Regions from separate parts of the Homo sapiens genome. Here regions 2 and 3 are each linked to region 1. A link is a loop called in an ENCODE intact Hi-C map of the cell type or tissue named here. Cell type or tissue: endothelial cell of umbilical vein. All regions are shown on one strand. Links, peaks and the distances in the headings refer to the core of each region. The heading gives the core; the rest is flanking DNA.

What was found. A loop is a pair of places that touch in the nucleus more often than their neighbours do. Peaks named below come from ENCODE experiments on the same cell type or tissue, not always from the same donor. Only the 100,000 strongest peaks of a DNase experiment are listed, where the experiment ranks them.
Region 2: it touches region 1 in a loop (12-fold over the local background); 90 of 110 quality-filtered maps call a loop at or near these places.
Region 3: it touches region 1 in a loop (9-fold over the local background); 36 of 110 quality-filtered maps call a loop at or near these places.

What each region holds. Positions count from the first base shown.
Region 1 is chr12:42,123,428-42,134,948 of GRCh38, forward strand. It overlaps GXYLT1 (glucoside xylosyltransferase 1), which reads right to left. Exons shown (of 8, transcript NM_173601.2): 2 at 6,332-6,424. Among named protein-coding and RNA genes, the nearest start is that of GXYLT1, 16 kb to the right of the region's middle. In endothelial cell of umbilical vein, for the core only: a CTCF peak has its summit at 6,365 (motif pointing right); DNase peaks (open chromatin) are centred at 6,384 and 7,834; H3K27ac peaks cover 494 bases.
Region 2 is chr12:42,328,877-42,334,776 of GRCh38, forward strand. All of the region lies in intron 1 of PPHLN1 (periphilin 1), which reads left to right. Among named protein-coding and RNA genes, the nearest start is that of PPHLN1, 5.7 kb to the left of the region's middle. In endothelial cell of umbilical vein, for the core only: a CTCF peak has its summit at 3,620 (motif pointing left); a DNase peak (open chromatin) is centred at 3,615.
Region 3 is chr12:42,369,654-42,374,653 of GRCh38, forward strand. The region is part of intron 4 of PPHLN1 (periphilin 1); the gene reads left to right. Among named protein-coding and RNA genes, the nearest start is that of PPHLN1, 46 kb to the left of the region's middle. In endothelial cell of umbilical vein, for the core only: a CTCF peak has its summit at 2,729 (motif pointing left); a DNase peak (open chromatin) is centred at 2,698.

The DNA.
Region 1 (11,521 bases), core at 3,405-8,404:
TATGCTTACTGTACTATTCTTGTAACCTTTGCATATTTGAAATTTATCAAAGTAAAAATTTAGGAGGTAGGGGTTTATCATAAAAAAAGAATGCTTTACATAACAAATTTAGATGCAAATACTGTTAATAAACTTCTAAGTCTTAAGAATTGACTTCTTATTTTAAGTAAATTTCTGCTATAAAGGAATCATAATAACTTTTTTGATTTTGTTTTATTTCACAGTATGATCTCCAGTGTGTTCTTATAGCCTATTATTAAATTAGTATTCCCTATTTAAAGAGATACATAATTAGACTACAAACTACCATTGAAGTATATAAAGTCAAATTAAACAATTAAATTTCAAATAACCATCTACTAAAACTAAAAAAGAACTGCCATGAAGCTATCTTTAAAAACTTGCAGTTGAACAAAATGGAAAGCTTTTTTGCTTAACCTGTTATGCTTAAAAAGAAAAACAACACCTTTTTCTCTTACTATTAAAAGAGTTGTTCCCAGCAACACATAATGGACTAAAAGAAAGAAAAAAAAAAAAGAGTTGTGCTAAATTATCATACCAGGCAAAATTACTTTCATGAGTTACATATAAAACACTTTCAAAACAAAATACTTAAAAAAAAAAGCTAGGATTTTTATATAAAGCATTAAAAAAATCTAAAAATCCAACATGAAATATAAGTATTAACTTCTAAAATATAATTTTAAATAACCAGTGAAAATATATCTCTTAAAACTGGTATGAACTACTCAAAATAATACAGCTAATATTAAATTCACCTATGACCACAGAATTCACAAATCTAAAATCAATTCCCACCATAAAGAAGATTCAATATTTTAAAGAACTGATTTTTTTAAAAACTAAAGTCATAGAAAAATTAGTACATTAAAACAAAATATTTCTGATATTTTGATAATTCTAAAATTTAGAGTTTGTATAATGAAAGTAAAATAAAAAAACAAATTAGAAACTTATTTGCAATCAATGGCAAAACCGAACATATTATTCTAAGAGTTCATAAAATAAACATTAAAAATTCAATAGATAACTATCAATATCAAATAGATGATATACAGAACAAAAGAAAAAAGCTAACTAAATGTGGAAATACATTCAACAAATAATCAACAAAAAGCTATCATTTTAATAAGTGATAAAATTATAATTCCCAATAATGCTAAGGTTATGATGACCCCAAGTACACTCACACAATGCTGGTGCAGGCTTACAGCCATATAATTTTTAAAACACAATTTAGTGATATAATTCATTCTTTTTAAAAAATATTTGAACTCCTTTCATATGGGCACTGGGGTAGGCAAGAAAGCCACAATCTTCACCTTATACAATTTGTAGCCTGTTGTGAAAAGACTGATTTTTAAAAGAATAAGAAAGCATGGTAATTGTTTTAATAGAAAAAAACTGAGATTGCTAAAGAGGCTCACAACGCAAACATCTAACCTGGTATTGGGGAAAGCTTCCCAGACAAATGATCCTGTTAATCATTTGTTTCTCACTGGTTGCCAAACACCTTGCTAGGCATGAGACTTAAATGATAACACCATATGGTATCAGCCTGCAGAGTTAACGGTCTAGAAGTGGATGAAGATTCACAGTCACAACAAATGCGGTAAATACAATAACCAAGAGGAGACAGAGAAGGGAGATGAAGTGAGCAGTGAGAGGAGACTATAATTGTTTGGGAAATGATGAGTACAACGGTTAAGGGAGAAGGAAGGAAGCAAGCAGCCAGGAGCAACAGTGTGAAAGGAGACAAGAAGAGTTAATGTAGACTGACATGTGGAGAAAGTCCGTTGTAAACATGATACAAAACACAGATGAAGGAAAGTCTGAGGAGCTAGAGCATGAGTTCAGGTTTGAACATGAGTCTCTGAGGCATTTGAATCAGAAAGGTAAAAATGACCAATATGCAACTAGAAATACAGGTCTGGCTCTCAGAAAAGAACTCTGAATTGGAGCTATCAGTTAAACAAATTATCCTGTGACTATTCAGGGAATGGGGAGAGAAAAGAGCAGAGTCCTAAGAAATGCAGATCATTTAGAAAGCAGCGTTAGAGGAGTCCAGGAGGAGAGAGATCAAAGAGCTGAGTAACTGGTCTGGTCTCAAAAGCCAGAGGCTAACAGAGCTGACAGAAAAAGGAAGTAGTAAACAGTGTCAAATGGGTAAGAGAAATAAAATTAAGCCCCAGAACAATAATTCAGAGGTGGGGTGATGACAGTAAGAGTCAGGTGGCAGACAGCTGAGGTGTGAAGTTCTTTTTATTAAAAGAAGTAAAACCAAGGCTGAGCACAGTAGCTCATGCCTGTAATCCCAGCACTTTGGGAAGCCAAGGCAGCAGGATCACTTGAGCTCAGTTGTTCATGACCAGCCTGGGCAACATAGCGAGACAGCGAGACCTTGTCTTCACTAATATTAAAAAAAAAAATTATTTGGCTATGGTGGCATGCACCTGTAGTCCCAGCTACTTAGAGGACTCAGGCAGGAGGATCACTTGAGCCCAGGAGGTCCAGGCAGCAGTGAGCCCTGGTGGTGCTACTGCACGCCAGCCTGGGCGACAAAGTGAGACTATCTCAAAAAAACAAACAAACCAAACAAAACCCAGAAGCAAAACCAGTAGGAACTTTTTTTTTTTTTTTTTTGAGACAGAGTCTCACTCTGTCACTCAGGCTGGAGTGCAGCGGTGTGGTATTGGTTCACTGCAACCTCTCCCTCCCGGGTTCAAGCGATTCTCGTGCCTCAGTCTCCCAAGTAGCTTGAACTAAAGTTGCGCGCCACCATGCCTGGCTAATTTTTGTATTTTTAGTTGAGACGGGGTTTCACCATGTTGGCCAGGCTGGCTCTCGAACTCCTGACCTCAGGCGATCGGCACGCCTTGGCCTCCTAAAGTGCTGGGATTACAGGCGTGAGCCACACCCCTCCAGCCAGTAGGGAGGTACTCAAAAGAAGCTTGCTGATGAAGGGAAAGAGAGGATTGAAAACAAACTGTTGCAGGGATTTTTGATTTTGTTTTAAAGACATAAAGCCAGGCACAGTGGCTCATGTCTATAATTCCAGCACTTTGAGAGGCAATGGAATAGTGTGTTGCCATTGACATGAGAAATATGAAGACCATACTACACTGAAAAGTATTAAAATTTTAAGCTCAGGATTCAAGATTAGGCCGGGGGCGGTGGCTCATGCCTGTAATTCCAGTATTTTGGGAGGCCGAGGCGGCCAGATCACCTGAGCTCAGGAGTTTGAGAACAGCCTGAGCAACATGGTGAAACCCCCTCTCTACAAAAACAGCTGGGCGCAGTGGCAGATGCCTGTAGTCCCAGCTCAGGAGACTGAGGCAGGAGAATCGCTTGAGCCCAGGAGGCAGCGGTTGCAGTGAGCCAAGATCATGCCACTGCACTCCAGCCTGGGAGACAGTGAAACCCTGTCTCAAGAAAAAAAAAAAAAAAAAAATTCAAGATTAGTCTACACCAGAATCACAACTATGTAAAAGCATATGATGATATGAATGATGAAAACACTTGTAATAGGAGTTGAGGCCATTTTAGTTTTTATATTATGTTCACTGTATAATAAATTAATTGGGAGAATATGATCACCCAAATAATATTTGATCAAAGTTATACAAATAATTCAAGTTGGGAAAGTAAGGTACCCAACTAAGGGCCCCCTGGTGCCAGGCAGAATGTGACATCAAAAGTGGTAGTAAAGGGGAATTCCAAAGAAGCTTTACCAGTATTAAAGTAGATACTGAGATGGAGGGCAAGAATGATTTGGCAGTTGTATGGCATTTGGGCTTGTATGCATATTTGAAATAGGGTGATTAAATGTGAGGGAATCGTTAGTTCTAAATAAGAAACTAAGTTTGAGAAATTTTTACATAATTATATGACACAAAATGTTTGCTTTTTTTAAATGTAATAGCATGATATAATGGATGCAATATTACGGGTAGAAAGTATAACAGAGGAAAGGCATATAACTTCTGAAGTCTCAAATTTAGGTTACAGGCACAAGGCTTACAACATTATGTATCCATCCACATATGATTTATTCCACGGAATACTTGGGAGCATTAGGAAAATGAGTTAGAGGAGCCAAAACAAAAGGAATGGTAAGCAGAGAGTCCAGGATTCCGACTAGGTAAATTTCCCTGGGACACTCCTGCAGTCAGTAAGGAGGAAAGATTATTATTACTCACGCTGTAATTTACAAAAGGGTCTGGGTTGTATAAATCAGAGTATGCTGAACTTTTCAAGTTTACCCAGCTTCAAGCTAGTGGAATTATGTGGCAAGGCAAAGTGGTTCTTGTCAATACTATATTCATTTGCAAATATTCGTAAGAATGAAAACATACAAAACTTCAATTATCCAAAAGTATAACCAAACTGAAAGGTTAGATTATCTTTAAAAGTTAATTTTTAAAAGCTGGAATATTACTTGGCTCATATTAAAATTTCAATCACCCAATCTCTTCCACAGCAACAGGATATAACTAAACTATCTGATTTGAACCTATTCCCCACCAGTTCTTCATGGGATGCATACTGTATTGAGAATGCAAGAATTTACAAATATGTACAATTAATAGATACTTACAATGCAGTTCTTACAGAGAGGAGAATGGTGGTTACCAGGCACTGGAGGTGAAGGGGTGGGAGAGAGTATGTGATGGAAAGATGTTGACCAAAGAATACAATACAAACTTCCAGTCAGAAGGAATAAGTTCTCAAGATCTACTGCACAGCAAGGTGTCTACAGATAATTATGTTTATTTCAAAACTGCGAAGAGAATAGGTTTTAAATGTGCCCATTACAAAAAAAAGATAAATATGTAAGATGATAAACATGTTAATGAGCTTGATATAATCAGTCCACAATATATACAGACACCAAAACATCGCTTTATGCCCCATAAATACATAGAATTATTGTCAATTAAAAATAAATTTTTTAATTAAAAGTTTTTAAAAATGAAGTTCTTCCTATCTCAAACACTTCACCTCCTGTCCTTGAAACTAGCTAATTTCCAGATCATCATCTGGTCACTCCCTCCAAGTCTTCCCTGATGCTTTAAGATGACTCATCATAGCAACAACTTGTCACACTCTATTGTAATTTCAGGTTTACTAGTGTGAAACTCCCATCAGAACGTAAGCTCCAAAAGGATGGAGCCACAATTAACCTGACCCAAGAGTCCAGTGCTTACCACCTAGCACAGCGTGTGGCAAATATAATGAGTAGAATTAATATTTATTTTATTTGTTTTTTTGAGACAGGGTCTTGCTCTGGGCTGAAGAGCAGTGGCGTCATCACAGCTCACTGCAACCTCAACCTCCACGGCTCAAGCAATCCTCCCACCCAAGCCAGCGCATGCCACCATGCCTGGGTAATTTAAAAAAAAAATTTGTAGAGACAGGGTCTTGCTTTTGTTGCCCAGGCTGGTCTTGAACTCCCGGGCTCAAGCAATACTCCCGCCTCAGCCTCCCAAAATGCTGAGATTACAGGCGTGAGCCACCATACCCAACCTAGACTATTTAAATGAATCATAAAGACGCAGTAAATAGATACTCTTCTAAGGAATTTTACTCTTGGGAAGAGCATTTCAAACCTTTGCCCCACTCTCCTCTGCCACTGTATCAGGGAGATAGTCTGAGAGTCACTGCCTTATCGTATTCTTATCAATACCTGTTTCTTTCATTCTAGATTAGAGCAGGAAGGGACCTAAGAGGTCAGAGTACCCAATACCTTCATTATCCAGAGAAGTGAATAAAGCCGAACTAGTCAGTAACTTAAAAGGTCAATAAACATTAAAGGAAGAAGTAGCCAGGAGCTGCTCCTCCATCTGCTCCTCCATTAAATACTTATCTTTATCCTCCTATTCCCAGTATTCAATCTCTCTACTAATAACGAATATAATCCTTCTCCAGTTGTCCCCATCCACTATAGTACACAAGCTTTTAGATAAATGCCATATTTTATATATATAGATATATCTGTAAACGTCAGTAGAAGCCTATTTTTATCCTAGTTTATCACTTTATCAACTGTTACCAAAAGTTAGATCATAAATTCTCTTAAGAACAGTGGTTTGTCTTAATAACATCTAAGAAAATTTAAAGCATTTATACACAGTATGTACTAAAAAATAGCAATAACAACTACAAAATGGGAAAAATAGAAAACCCAATAAGAAAATAAATTATTTGTATAATATCATAAGAAACATTCTTACATCCTATTACAAAGGTTTTATTATCAACTATCTAACCTTATCTACACTGATCTACCAATTAAATATTAAGTGCCTACCTAAAAGCCGCTTCCCAAAAGCAGTTCATTCCACAAACATCAGAGGGCAGCATCCAATAGGGATTCCAGTAACACAGAGAGAAATCTTTACACCTAACAGAGTAAGACAGAAATAAGAGTCCTGTGTGAGTATTTTGGTTTGGAACTAACAAGGAATTTACTCAGTAACACGATAACTTACTGTTCTATTTTAAAGCAAATAAAATTATAAATCCAAATTGCTATGATAAAGATTTTGGAAAACTGATTTCTCCCTTACTTAGGGCACCATTATTTTAAATAGAACTTTAAAACCCTGAAGGTAGACTATACTATAGATTGGGAAACAGTGTTTCCGTCGGAGAGTCTCCTGATAAAATCCCCTCCTCAGATAACACAGACAAATATGTCTTCTAAAATTTTCTTCACAGGCTACACATATACCCCTAGAACAAAATCCCTTTGGGACAAACAAAATATTTGCTTATCCTCAAACATAATAAAAATGCCACCAATACTGGCAGAAAGGGAAAAGAAGATCTTTAAATGCTTTTAAATTAATCCTCAATCCAAACTACTTGTATGGTGTTTTAAACTGAAAAATAAAACATAACAGCCAAGATGTATATGAAAATGGTCAATATCACTAATCATCAGGGAAACGCACATTAAAACCACAATGAGAGAACATCTCACCCAGTTAAAATGGTTATTATCAAAAAGGCAAAAAACAAATCCTGGCAAAGGTATGAAGAGAAAAGGAAACACTCATACACTGCTGGTAGGAACATACATTACTACAGTCACTATAAAAAAAAACAGTATATAGAGATTCCTCAAAAAACTGAAAATAGAACTACCATATGATCCAGCAACCCCACTGCTGTGTGTATATATACATACATATACACACATGCATACACACATACACAGACAGGCACAGTGGCTCACATCTATAATCCCAGCACTTTGGGAGGCTGAGGTAGGTAGACTGCTTGAGGCTAGGAGTTCAAGATTAGCATGGTCAACATAACAAGACTCCGTCTCTAAAAATAAAAAATTAGCTGGACATGGTGGCATTTACCTTAAGTCCCAGCTACTCAGGAGGCTGTGGTGGGAGGATGGCATGAGCCCAGGAGTTTGATGTTGCAATAAGCTGTGACTGTGCTACTGCACCCCAGCCTGGCTGAACACAGCAAAAGAGACTCTGTCTCAAACAAAAACAAAAAAAATTTTTAACCACCCTCCCTGCCCCAAAAAAACCCGAAAATCATGCTGATATTCACAGCCTAGTATCATTATCTACATAATCTCAGTTCCATATTATACAAGCTAAAATGGAAGATCAAGTCTGGTCTTTCTTGTTAGGTTGCATGTTGGAGCCAAAACGGAAAAAAGAAAACACCTTACATTACAAAAAAATTGTTTTTCATCGTGATTTCTTTTCAAAATAATAGTCTAAAAGTCACTGGGTACTAAAGTATGTATGAAGTCAGGGTGAGTCACTAAACCAGGTCACTTCATTATCTCATCACTATGCAGCTTTGTTTTCTCTCATTATGAATTCAATTATGAGTTACTGTGCTTATATCAAATGGTCTATGAAATTTCTGATTTGCAAAAATCTGATCACATCTCTCACAAATGGCAACAGTCTAAGGCAGGGGTTCTTAGCCCTGGTAGAGGGTGCCACACAAGACCTATTAAATCAGAATCTCTAGAAACGGTCTGGCACTGGTGGTTTTTAAAATGCTGCCTAAGTAATTGTGTATACTACTGCATAAAGAACAAGGTTGGAATTTCTTAACCAACAGAAAAAAGTTACATTATAACTTTGTTTTCCTCTAAAGGGACACCACATTCTAGCATAGCACAAAAGGCTACATATCTTCATTTAAAAGGCTGAACCAGAAAGAGAAGAAAATGTGTATGTATCGGTAAAACTTATGACTTGATTAGAAAATCTGTGTTTGTACCCTCTCAGGCATGGCTATGTATTTTCTTAAGTCTTTGATTTCATACCACACAGTCAGACTCATTGATGGTAATAACAACTAACAGAGTTATTTTCAGATTCAAGCACTTTCACACCCATTTAGACTCACTAGAAACGTTTTAAGGTAGGTATGATCTCCGTCTTTCAGATACAGATGATAGCACAGCTTTATTTCAACAAATGCACAATTTATTTACAATCAACACCTAATGTGTACCTTTGTTCTACGAAGACGATAACTAATCAGGTTATTCCATATCCCCTGTCAAACTCTACAACAGTGAAACATGGAAATAGAAATCTCAAAAACAAATTCAATTTTTCTATAAAATTAATTAAAATTATATATATTTAACAATACCATTTGCAGCCTCAACTTGTACTTTAAGTTACAAAACAAATCAGTTATGTGTTGTTTTCCAAACCTGCCTGGTCCTCAGGTCACTTGTTAAAAATACAGATATAGGATCCTATCCCATACCCAGTTAATCAAGACTCCCCAGAGAAGTGGCCTAAAAAGCTGAATTTTTCACCAATATCCGCAGATAAGTCTTAAAATCAGACCTGAATGAGAAACATTGTGTATCAAGGAATAACTAGAGTCAGCTTGAAATTTTTTTATCGCAGTACTGATCATTTCTCTTATGATAATCCTGTTTACTCCAACTTAAAAATGATTAAATTTTGAAAATTTGTGTTTCTACGAATACTTCAATCAATACATTTTATTAAGTACCGTTTAGAAAATTTTTTAAAGCCTAAGAAACAAATTACCCACCACTATTAACATTTTCGTATCTTTACTACCCCATATTTCAAAAATATCTTCCTACAAATATTTGACTAGAAAAGTTAACGTGTATGTTGCCAACATGCAGAAGTTGCTGAAACTACTTGATCTTCGTTAGTCTCAAGAAAACGCCCACGTGAGCTAGAGAGCACACCTCAAACTCCCTGTTCTCAGGAAATATCCACCAGGGAGCTTCTAACTCAAAAGACCCTCTTGCAGTATTACAATTAAACTGTATTTGGGGGCAATGTTTTTGTTTTGTTTTTTTTTTTAAGTTGATGCAAGATGACGAAGCCACAGACATGAGAATTAAATTCAACAAGACCAACATATTGAACAACTCAGTAACGAGTTTAAATTTTGTGAAGCTTTGAGCCACACCAAGAGCCCTACACTTCTGCTAGTACCAAACTAGGTGCCAAGTATGGTGGATTAAGGATGATCACACATCTGACACTTCTATTAATAAGTAGGATCTGCTGCACGCAGTGGTTCATGCCTCTAATCCCAGCACTTTGGGAGGCCAAGGTAGGCGGATCACTTGAGGTCAGGAGTTTGAGAATGGCCTGGCCAACATGGTGAAGCCCCATCTCTAATAAAAAAAATCAGTCAGGTGTGGTGGCGGTTGCCTGTAATCCCAGCTACTCAGGAGGCTGAGGCAGGAGAATCGCTTGAACCCAGGAGGCGGAGGTTTCAGTGAGCCAAGATCATTCCATTGCACTCCAGCATGGGTGACAGAGAAAGACTCTGTCTCAAAAAACCAACCAACCAACCAACCAAGTAGGATCTAACTCCCCTTATCCAGAATCTAAGTGGGCTCTGTGATTGCTTTGACAAATAGAATACTGAATATAATACTGTACCAATGTCCAGGCCCTTCCCTTAAGAGCTCCACATCCTATTTCTTGGAACACTCTTTGAACCTGATCTTCACGTTGTAAGAAGCCCAAGGCACATGCAGAAGCCACTTGAGAGAATGCAGATCAACAGCCTCCACTGAGCTCCTAGTCAAAAGCCAGCATCAACTGCTAGCCATGTAAAAGAGCCACAATGCCACACCATTCTGATCTACCAACCTACTGGTTCCTCCCCAACTCACAGAAAACTAGCATCCGGTTCACAGTCCTCGTCTCAGTACCAAATCCTACTTTCCTCTAACCATTCATTTGGTAAATCAATAAATTTTCTACTGAATGACTACCTACACAGGCCAAACACTGGCAACACTATAGTGAGTAAAATGGACATGGATCATACTGTCTAGTGGGGAGTAACAGAATGTCATTTCAGATACTGCAAGGTGAGAGACCTAACCAACACCCAGGTTACACAATTCTTTAAATCCAGTAACTCTTACCTCCTTTTCCCTTCAGTGAAAAATGGCAAATGCTGGCCGGGCACAGTGGCTCACACCTGTAATCCCAGCACTTTAGGAGGCCGACGTGGGTGGATCGCTTGAGCCCAGGAGTTCAACACCAGCCTGGGCAACATGGCAAAACCCCATCTCTACAAAGAATAAAAAAAAAATTAGCCAGGCATGGTGGTGTGTGCCTGTAGTCCCAGTTACTCGGGAGGCTGAGTTAGGAGGATAGTTTGAGCCCAGGAGTTTGAGGCTACAGTGAATTGTGATCATGCCAATGCACACCAGGTCTGGGCAACAGAGTGAGACCCTCTCTGACAAAAGAAAAAAAAAGAGAGAGAGAAGAAAAAGTAAAAAAATGACAAATCCTGGACCCTGTCAGAAACTGCAATCCAATACCTCATCTCAGACTAGTCTCTGATCTAATAATTATGGTTCTTTTTTCTGAGACAGGGTCTTGCTCTGTCGCTCAGGGTGGAGTGCAGTGGTACAAACACAGCTCACTACAGCCTCAATCTCCTGGGCTCAAGCTATCGTCCTGCCTCAGTCCCCAAGTATCTAGGACTATAAGCATGTGCCACCAAGCCTAATTTTTAAAAAATTTTTTGTAGAGACAAAGTTTTGCTTTGTTGCCCAGGCTTATTATTTATATCCCATTACATGTGTGGAAATCACTCAGCCCTCCAATCACATGCTTCCTAAGTATAAGCTCCCTGCTTTACCCATTTCCCTCCCTACTCAGACTACATCATATGGTTCATCCATTCATGTTCCTATACCTGCAAACTTCCACCTTCTTCTTTCACCGTACCTTTTCAGCACAATCTTCAGTTGAAACTGAGCTGTTCATTCACATTCTCAGATGAATACTGAAGAACAGTTAATGACATGACTATGCTGATTAGTAGAAATATAAATTAATTGTCTTCCCCTTAGCTAGTCTCATACCTATTACCAACTCCATATGCTTCCCCTTGTTGCCCATCTTCTTCTCAGGAGTCCTTAAAGACCTTCTTGCATCAATTAGTCTTTCTTTCTCCTTAACTGGCAATCTCTATTTGTGTA
Region 2 (5,900 bases), core at 901-5,900, 200 kb after region 1:
TTTTTGTATATTTTTTAAGTGGAGACGGGGTATTACTATGTTGGCCAGACTGATCTTGAACTCTCAACCTCAAATGATCCGCCAGGCTCAGCCTCCCAAAATGGTGGGATTACGGGCATGAGCCACCGCACCCAGCCCCAGCATCAGTTAATTTTTTTTTTTCAATGACCTTAACTAATTATGTTCTAAAATTTATGTTTAGTTGTCTGGAATTTCAATTTTTTTTTTTTTTTGTGTGTGTGTGTGACGGAGTCTCACTCTGTCACCCAGGCTGGAGTGCAGTGGCGCGATCTTGGCTCACTGCAAGCTCCCCCTCCCGGGTTCATGCCATTCTCCTGCCTCAGCCTTCCGAGTAGCTGGGACTACAGGCGCCCACCACCGCCCCCGGCTAATTTTGTTTTTGTATTTTTAGTAGAGATGGGGTTTCACCGTGTTAGCCAGTATGGTCTCGATCTCCTGACTTCGTGATCCGCCCCCCTCGGCCTCCCAAAGTGCTGGGATTACAAGCGTGAGCCACCGCGCCCGGCCTGGAATTTCAAATATTTTCTAATAGAAACATTAGAATATTAATTCACTCTGAATACTGAGCACAGTGTGCAAATTGTTCTAGGAGCTTAATATTCATCAGTGAACAAATAGACATTCCTGCTTTTTATTATTATTAGCATTAATAATCTAAGATACTATATAGTGTACTTTTAATACAGATTAAACCCTCACTACTAGAAATACTACTAGTAGAAATATTACTAGTGAGGGACTAATGTGTATTAAAAGTACATTATGTGGTATCTTAGATTATTAGTGCTAATTAAAGATAGCACGATTGGGGGATCTGTTATAAGTGACATTAAGAAGGTGACATTGAAGGGCAGGAAAGTTAATTCCACAGATACCTGGATGAAGGGTGGCCTGCCCCTCCACACCTGTGGGTGTTTCTCGTCAGGTGGGACGAGAGACTGAGAAAAGAAATAAGACACAGAGACAAAGTATAGAGAAAGAACAGTGGGCCCAGGAGACCAACACTTAGCATATGGAGGACCTGCACCGGCACCAGTCTGTGAGTTCCCTCAGTATTTATTGTTTACTATTTGCACTGTCTCAGCAAGGGGAATGCGGCAGGAGAACAGGGTGATAGTGGGGAGAAGGTCAGCAAGAAAACGTGAGCAAAGGAATCTGTGTCACAAATAAGTTCAAGGGAAGGTACTATGCCTGGATGTGCACATAGGCCAGATTTATGCTTCTCTCCACCCAAGCATCTCAGTGTAGTAAAGAATAACAGAGCAGCATTGCCACCAGCATATCTCGCCTCCAGCCACAGGGTGGTTTTCTCCTATCTCAGAATAGAACAAATGTACAATCGGGTTTTATACCGAGACATTCCGTTTCCAGGGGCATGCAGGAGGCAGAGGCCTTCCTCTTACCTCAACCGCAAGAGGCCTTCCTCTTTTACTGATCCTCCTCAGCACAGACCCTTCATGGGTGTCGGGCTGGGGGACGGTCAGGTCTTTCTCGTCCCACGAGGCCATATCTCAGGCTGTCTCATTGGGGAGAAACCTTGGACAATACCCGGCTTTCCTGGGTAGAGGTCCCTGCAGCTTTCCGCAGGGCATTGTGCCCCTGGTTAATCGAGAATGGAGAATGGTGATGACTTTTACCAAGCAAACTGCCTGTAAACATGTTGTTAACAAGGCACATCCTGCACAGCCCTAGATCCCTTAAACCTTGATACCATACAACACATGTTTCTGTGAGCACAGGGTTGGGGCTAAAGTTACAGATTAACAGCATCTCAAGGCAAAACAATTGTTCAGGGTACAGATCTTTTTTTGTTTGTTTGTTTTTGTTTTTGAGATGGAGTCTCGCTCTGTCACCCAGGCTGGAGTGCAGTGGTGCAATCTTGGCTCGCTGCAACCTTCGCCTCTCGGGTTCAAGCGATTCTCTTGCCTCAGCCTCCTGAGTAGCTGGTACTACAGGCACGTGCCACCACACCTGGCTAATTTTTTGTATTTTTGGTAGAGACGGGGTTTCACCATGTCAGCCAGGATGGTCTCAATCTCCTGACCTTGTGATCCGCGCGCCTCGGCCTCCCAAAGTGCTGGGATTACAGGCGTGAGCCACCGTGCCCAGCCATGGTACAGATCAAAATGGAGTTTCTTATGTCTTCCTTTTCTACATAGACACAGTAACAGTCCGATCTCTCTTTCTTTTCCCCACATCTGGAGAAGAATATTCTGTGCAGGGAATTGCCAGTGCAAAGACCTATGTTCATCTGAAGTTTGAGGTCAATGTGACTTTGCTGTTCAGTAACTCTAGTTGGCTATCAATAGTTGTTGAAAGAATATAAAAAGCGAAGGAATGAGTTTTGGTGGGGAGGGGAAGCTATTTATCCTGAGTGTATTTAATAATGGAAACTGACTAGATTGGAATGCAGAGTTACTATAGCCTAAGTTGCTACTATAACCAGTTTGGTTAAAATGAAAAAACAGATCCATTATCTTGACTTTGGATTCAGAGTGTTAATGGTTTGACAGAAGGATATTGCCTATGACTTTGTTTTCTCAATTTCCATGACACTTTTGCTTAGAGTGCAAGTCCTCCATAATCTCTCAGCCCTCAGTTGAAGTTAACATAACAGTGGTTGGATAGCCCAGTGGAGTGCTCTAAGAAAGGCTTCTTTTCTTTCTGGAATTAAATATCCCATGATGGTATATTAAACATACCGTCTTCATTGAATATGGCATAAGAGAAAGAGATTTTTATAATCCATAACCAGTTATTAGCGCACTTCTGAATGAAGCTTGTATTCTCCACACTGAGTTCTAATTCTGTTCTTTGCCTAATTGTGATGTAGAGGGTCCTTCTATTGTTCTGTTGATTCTTCAGTTTGAATATCTTGTTGGCTTAGATAACTTTTCTGGAGTACCATCGAAACTGCACTGATATGAGGAGATGTAGTGATGATGTGGCAGGTAACATGATCACTCACTGGGAGTCTGAACACCTTTGTATAAATGTAACTGATTGGTCAATTTCCTAAGCCTGGATAATATCATAAACAACATATGCCGCTAATCAGGAAGCTTGCTGTACTTATCAGCTATTTTTAAATCCTTTAAAAATTACAAGGTTCTAGCATGGGGGCAACATAGTAAGACCATGACTTGATAAAAAATAAAATTAGCCAGGTGTGGTGGTATGCCTGTGGTTCCAGCTACTAGGGAGGTTGAGTCGGGAGGATCACTTGAGCCCAGGAGGTCAAGGCTACAGTGAGGTGTGTTTGCCCCACTGCATTCCCGCCTGGGCAACAGAGTGAGACCTTGTCTAAGGAAAAGAAAGAAAAAGAAAATTGCAAGTTTCCATTTGAATATAAGGTGATATTAGTGTATTCTGTCTTCTAATTACCATAGGAGATGGTAATTTTCATCATACTAAACTATGGAGGTATTTTGAAGTCATTGTTTACAATAACAGCTAAAAACAACCTTAAACATCTAGTACAATCTCAGAGATAAGGATAAGAGAGATGACCTGCCCAGCTCTCAACTGGCAAAATTCTAGACTAGACTTCTAGGACTAGAATTCTGTTATTATAATTTTGTTCTTATGAAACTTGGGTGGCCTCTGGTGGCCAAAATGATATCTTCTATTTTCAAGAGTGTGTTTGAAGCGAGTTTGGCCTGAGAGTTCTGTTTATACAATTAATGAAGATTTAATTATTTCTCTATATTGGTTGGTTTATACAGACACAAATCTTTACGTCTGTATTTCCCCCCCTTACAGGAAATTGTTGAAAACGTTAAATTTGATTCCTAAAAGGACTCAAGTAAGTATAGTATAGTAGTATTTAATATAGTAGTTATTGTTACATTTTTTGTGGGACACCGGTAAATTTTAATATTTCAGTATTAAACTACATACTATTTCTTTAGAACTCTTATTGTTTATTTTTCTCATTTATTACAAAACCTTATTTTTATTTACATTCTCCTTTAGTATATTAATTTACATTCATCATTTTTATCATCACTTCACATGTTATGCTTATTGAATGATTTTCAGGAACTTTAAAAACAGTTACATACTTTTGTAATACATAATAGTATATATACATTATGCAGTAAAATATTCATCCTCTGCCCAGCTACCTAGTTCTCCCCAGAGGCAATTGCTGTTGCATTCTCTTGTTACTCCCAGGAGTAGTCTGTACATATGCATATATATTCATACCTGGTCTTTTTACTGTGCTTTTCTTTGCTTAGCAGTATATCTTGGCAGTCTTTTCATATTGTTACTGGGGTTACTTTTCTTTGAAATGGTTTGCAAAAATACTCCTTTTGTATAAATATAATTGATCAATTTACAAAAGGAATACAAAATATTCCTTTTGTATAAATGTAACTGATTGGTTCAGCAATTTAATTTGTGCTATTTTGATGGATATTTTAAGTTCCTTTCAATCTTTGCTATGCAAGTGTACAAGTATACCTAGAAGTAGAATTGCCAGGTCAAAGCATATGTGTTTTTAAAATTTTAATAAATATTGCCAAATTCTTCCCAATCTGTACCAATTATACTTCCTTTTTTTTATTTTTTATTTTTTATTTTTATTTTTATTTTTTTTGAGATGGAGTCTCACTCTGTTGCCCAGGCTGGAGTGCAGTGGCACAATCTTAGCTCACTGCAAGCTCCGCCTCCCGGGTTCATGCCATTCTCCTGCCTCAGCCTCCCGAGTAGCTGGGACTACAGGCGCCCGCCACCACGCCCAGCTAATTTTTTGTATTTTTAGTAGAGACAGAGTTTCACTGTGTTAGCCAGGATGGTCTCGATCTCCTGACCTCGTGATCCGCCCACCTCGGCCTCCCAAAATGCTGGGATTACAAGCGTGAGCCGCTGCGCCCGGCCAACCTCCTTTACTAACCTATGTAAGTGTTGCTTTCCTTAATCTCATCACTGCAGTTGGATTTTTGCAGAGCTTTTGGATGAAAATAAGTATGCCATTATAGTTTTGGTTTTCATCTTCTTTATTTTGAAGGAGGTTGAACATCTTTTCAAAAGATTTTTAAGAGCCATTTGTATTTTTTTGTGAACTGTTTGCTTATATGTCTGTTTTTCTTCTGGGTATAGCTATTGACATTTTTCCCCTTTGATTTGACTTTACTTCATTGCTGTTACTATTTCTCTGTACTGTATCTTAAAAAGGATAAAATCTAACTCTTTAGACTGAAACCTTTAGTGGATTCAGTAAAGGTGGGGGAGGAGGAGTAATGTTGACAATTTACTTCCCTTTCAAGCTTCCATAGTTCTTGCACCTAAAAGACTGATTGCTTGGAATCATACATTATTAAATGAGGTCTTATTGTAGACAGAGAATTCAGTTTTATTCATGCATAATGTTAAAAGCTAATTTTTTTCTCTTGAATGTGTGTCTTGAGAAAAAGTTAATTTTTAATTTAAAGTAAGATTTCCTAGGCATCTTTGGCTAGTTAATTCATTATATTGGGTCTGTTTGTATTAGAAAATATTATAGTTGTGTTTTTGCAGAGAAAATTGGTTGCTTTGCTATAATAATATCAAGAAAAAAAGTTGCACCCTTCTTCCAGCCTTTAATTTTTCCTTAACTTAAACTAACTGAACCATTAGAATTCTATAGCTGTTCTGTACTGTCAAAATGGAGTAGCTATCTGTTTGCCCCTCCCTTAGTATTACATTATAAGGAGCCACCAAAAATCTTTTGACATTAAGTCTTTTTTGAAATGTGTTTCTTCTTCACATATCTGTGCCCTACTTTCTGTGTACTGAAAGGTACTAACTTACTACCTGGACCATTTTCATTTTTTGCTCATGGTGGTTCTTCTGTACATCAGGATGGTTCACAGTTCTTGGCTTAGAACCTGCTT
Region 3 (5,000 bases), core at 1-5,000, 240 kb after region 1:
ATTAAATAACTTGGTCAAGGTCATCCAGTTGTTAAGGAATGCAATGAGATTTGAAACTTTCCCCCCAACTTACTTGCCTCCTAATTCCTTGATTCTTGAGATGAGTTCGGGCATATTTCTTCCTCCTCATTACTTTCTCCAAGCCTCTGTTTCCACGTCAACTTTGAACGTCCTCATTTACACCACCCTGTCTTATTGTATTCTCTGATGAATTTCCAGGAGACCATTCCTTCTTCCTTGATGATTACAATTTCTGACTCACAATCTTCTCTATCCAATCTGCCTCTGTATCGTGATTTAATGCCATGTTTAACTCTAGTTGTTTCTTGTATTTTTCAACTTTATATATCCACAGGCATGGCCAGGCCTTACTTTCATCACTGGGAATTGTTTTGCCGTTATCATGAACTCTGAATTTCTGCTTTCTGACTTCTGAACGGTTCACTTACATACAGCCCTTACATGCTAGTGAGCTTCTTTAATTCAGTCCTTTTTAACATTTCGTGTGCATAGGAATCACCTGGAAAGCCTTATGCAGAATCCTGAGTCACACCCTTAGAGATTCTGATTCAGCTGGTGAGGGTTGATGCCCATGAATTTGCATTTCTATCACCTTTCCTGCAAATGCTGAGGCAGGTAGGTCTATGGACGTACATTTTGAGAAGGATTGCTCTAATTAATACTTTGCCCCAGAGGATCAGTAAAACTTTCTAATTTGCATAAAGCCTCCATTCACATTCTTTCTTTACTTTTTTGATGACTTCTGTAATTACTGAGACAAAGGCCTTTTGATGAGAACTCTGTTGTATTTTATTTTCTTGAAATAAGAGTTTTTCTATTTATTCTTTTCATATTCTTCTCTTCTACTTAGTCCCTTTGTCTCACTTTCTCCAGTTGACTTTTGGCTCCTTCTTTACCATTAACATTTTTGTGTCTTGCGTTATCAGTTTCCCCTTTTATAGTGAATTGGCTTTTTTCTATCAGCCTTCAGTAGTGGTCAAATAAGCCCCTTTCCTCAAAATACCATTCCTTCCCATCTTCCCTCCTTCAGCCTGTTTTGGAAGAAAAGTTACAGCTTTTAACTTCTTCACTAGCTATATCTTAATTTCTTGCAATCTGCTTTGGTTTCCAGAATTTTACTGGACTCTTGGACTGACAGATCAAATGACTTCTAGGTGTTTTTTGTTTTGTTTTGAGACAGGGTCTCACTCTGTTGCCTAGGCTGGAGTGCAATCTCTGCCTCCTGGATTCAAGCAATTCTCCTGACTTAGCCTCCCGAATAGCTGGGACTACAGACACACACCACCACACCCAGCTAATTTTTGTATTTTTAATAGAGATGGGGTTTCACCATGTTGGCCAGGCCTGTCTGGAACTCCTGCCCTCAAGTGATCCGCCCTGCCTCGGCCTCCCAAAGTGCTGGGATTACAGGCGTGAGCCACCTCGCCCAGCCTGGTGTTTTTTTTTTTTTTTTTTTTTTTTTTTGAGACAGAGTCTTGCTCTGTCACATACACTGGAGTGCAGTGGCACGATCATGGCTCACGGCAGCCTCTCCTGTGGGGCTCAAGTGATCCTCCCGCCTCAGCCCCCTGAATAGCTGGGAGTACCAGTGGGTGCCACCTCGCTCAGCTATTTTTTAATTTTTTGTAGAGACAGGCTTCTCTATGTTGCCCATGCTGGTCTTACACTCCTGGGCTCAAGCAGTCTTCCCACCTCTGCCTCCCAAAATTCTGGGATTGTAAGCATGAGCCACTGCACCCGGCCAACTCCTAGGTCTTAAATGCATAGTCTCCTCGAGACTTGCAGTGTTTGATACTATCATTTCTCTTTTTAAAAGTTTTCTACCTTTGCTTTTTACTCACTGCTTTTTTAAGGTCTTACTGTTCTAACTACTTCAGTTCTTGTTCACATAGTACTTTAATCTGTTACTGCTTTTTCTAAAGTTTGTGATGCTTTTCCCACCATCTAAATCTATGCTGTCCAATATGGGAGCTACTAACCGCATGTACCTTTTGAGCACTTGAAATATCGTCAGGTTAGACTGAAATATTCTGTAAGCATAAAATGCACACTGGATTTTTAATATTTAGGTTGAAAAAGAGAATGTAAAATAGCTTACCAAATTTTTTTAATGCCAATTACATGTTGGTAATACTTTGGATATATTGGGTTAAGTAAAATAAAATGCTAAAATTAATTTGACCTGTTTCTCTTTACTTTAGATATGACTACTTCTTCTGTGGCTTGGCTATATTTCTGTTAGATAATATTAATCTAAATCTCATCTTTCCTTAAGACCTGGATCAGTTTTCCATCTATTTACAAAGTTACCTTTGTAGCTTTGTACCAGCCTTCTTAAACATTTGGTCCTCACCCCCTCTCACCCTACTCCCCCTTCCCAATATACTTAGCTTCTTCAAAGCAAGAGTAATTCCCTATAGTGCTGTTCATATGGTGGACACTATATACATTATATAATACACACACACATATCTGAAAAAATGGCTAATATTACCACTTTATCAAAAAGGATACTTATGAAAATTGAGGCCTGTTGTGATGTTTTTGCTTAAATTGGTGGGGAGCAGAAGAAGGATTGATGTGAAGGGGAGAAGAGACATTATTCTACTCTGAGCTATTGACATTTGACACTTGACATCCCCCAAGTGTATCCTGCCACCTTAGGCCACTGATAGCTCTGTACTGCTGTGATTTTACTGCCATCTGGTGTCAGATTAGGAAACTGTAGTTCAGCATTTTGTCTCTTCAATAGAGGAAGGTAGGCAATCTTTCCTCTCTATCCTGTAAGCAAGTTACCAATAAGAGCTCATATAATTTCAATGTAGGAAACCTTTATTTTCCTTGTTGGAATACTCTTTCCTTGGCTTCCATGATAAATGCATTCTCCTTTCTAATGTTTCTCTGTTCTCCCATTCTTCGACAGCCCATTTCTCTCTTCATGGTAGAGTTTTTTTAGCCCCACGTTCTAGGCCTGCTGTTCTTTTTTTCCTTTGCTTTCCTCTATACCAGGCTTTAAGTACTGCCTATTTACAGACAAATTTATATTGATAGCCAAAAATGTCCTCTGAGTTTGAGACTAGTATCTTTAGTTGCTTACCTAGATATTACACAAACATCTTAAATATAACATGCTCCCATCAAAATGTGGACCTCTCACCTGCATCCTCATTTCTTAAATTTATTTTTCTCATTTCATTAATCTATCATGCCAGAATTATGGGAATCAGCTTGGCATCCCGTCTTTCACACTTTATTAGTAAAACGTTAACTACATCCCATTAAGTCTAGAGGGTATATTCTTGTATATGTAAAATTTGTGACCCCTCACCTGCTCCTGTCCCATCTAAGATACCACTGTCTCTTGCCTGGACTAAGTTAGGTTCCTCGTTAGTCTCTCTACATCCATTCTTGACTGCATTCACATGTTTTATGTATATTTGTCTAATGTCAGCCTCTCCTATTAAACCGAGAGTTCTGTGATGGCAGGGACTGTGTACATTTGGCTCACCATTGGGTCCCAGCACCTCACACAATTTCTAAAACCTGTTTATTTAATACCCATATCACCACTCTGGCTAACCAGTGCTGTTGGTATGACCCTTGTAGTTTTAGTGACTAAACTAGTGCTAGAATTCCTTAATGCTCTATTTCATTATTAGTGTTCTATACCAGTTCATTTACCATAAATGAATTTAAGCTATTTTCTGCTTTTTCCCAGGGAAACTTACTTGTGTCTGAAGGGACAATATATTTGGGGTATTAATCAGCTAGTGTTCAAATGAACTTTAGGACAACAGCCTGTTTATATCCTATGGACTGCCAATCAAGATGCTGAAATGATTTTCCAAGCACTTGAAATTGTATGCTATTGGTATGTCTCTTAGCACTCTTCTGTCTGAAATTTAGTATTCTTTAATGTTGCAGTACATTTGTTAAATCATGGATTAAAACCTGTTTGACTCTTAAGTGTTCTTTTATTAGAGGCTTAGTTGATGATGGTTTCATTTAGTAATTTTGATTTGGTTTGACATTTTAAAATGGTTTTGCTTTATAAGGTTTTACTACTAGGGCTTACTTGGTGCTTTGAGTTGATGGTATTTCTCAATAAAGAAATTTAATTTATAAAAGTAGAGGTGATTTATAAAAAGTAGTTATTTAGAGATGGGCAACAATCTATGTACTGAGGATGCACACTCAGCAAGAATTTAATAGGTATATAGCAGGGTTTCTCAGTGTTGGCATTATTTACATTTTGGACTGAAGAGTTTTTTGGTGTGTAGTGTTGGGGGGCATGTCCTGGGCACTGTAGGAAATTAGCAGCATTCCTGGTCCCTACCCATCAATGGTACTCTCCTCCCCAGTTATGATAATCAAAAATACCTCTAGACAATGCCACATTGTCCTGGGGGTGGGTGGGCAAATTGCATATACCTTGAAAACCAGTAGTTTCTATACTTAGAAGGGGATAATTGGCCATGAAATGTCTTACTTGGGAAATCTTTGGCATTTCTAAGTGTTTTTGAGAATGTGGTAGCTGTGTGGTGTATTGTTAATGGCAAAGAGAAATGGAAACTATATGACAGTATGTTTTTTACATTTTAGAATTTGTGCTTGCCTAAAATAAAATAACTTTTGCATTAGCCACCTGGTTCTGTTCCAAACTGAAAAAGGGTACATTCTAAATCATATTTCACTGATACTGTTTCATTTTGTTAGCTGACTTCAACAGTTAGGTAGTGATAGAAAAAGAGAACCAAGAGTACAAATTTTTTTTTCTTTATTTTTGAGACAGTCTCGCTCTGTTGCCCAGGCTGGAGTACAGTGGCGCGATCTGGGCTCACTGCAAGCTCCGCCTCCCAGGTTCACGCTGTTCTCCTGCCTCAGCCTCCCAAGAAGCTGGGGACTACAGGCACCTGCCACCACGCCCAGCTAATTTTTTTTTTTTTTTTTTTTGTATTTTTAGTAGAGATGGGGTTTCG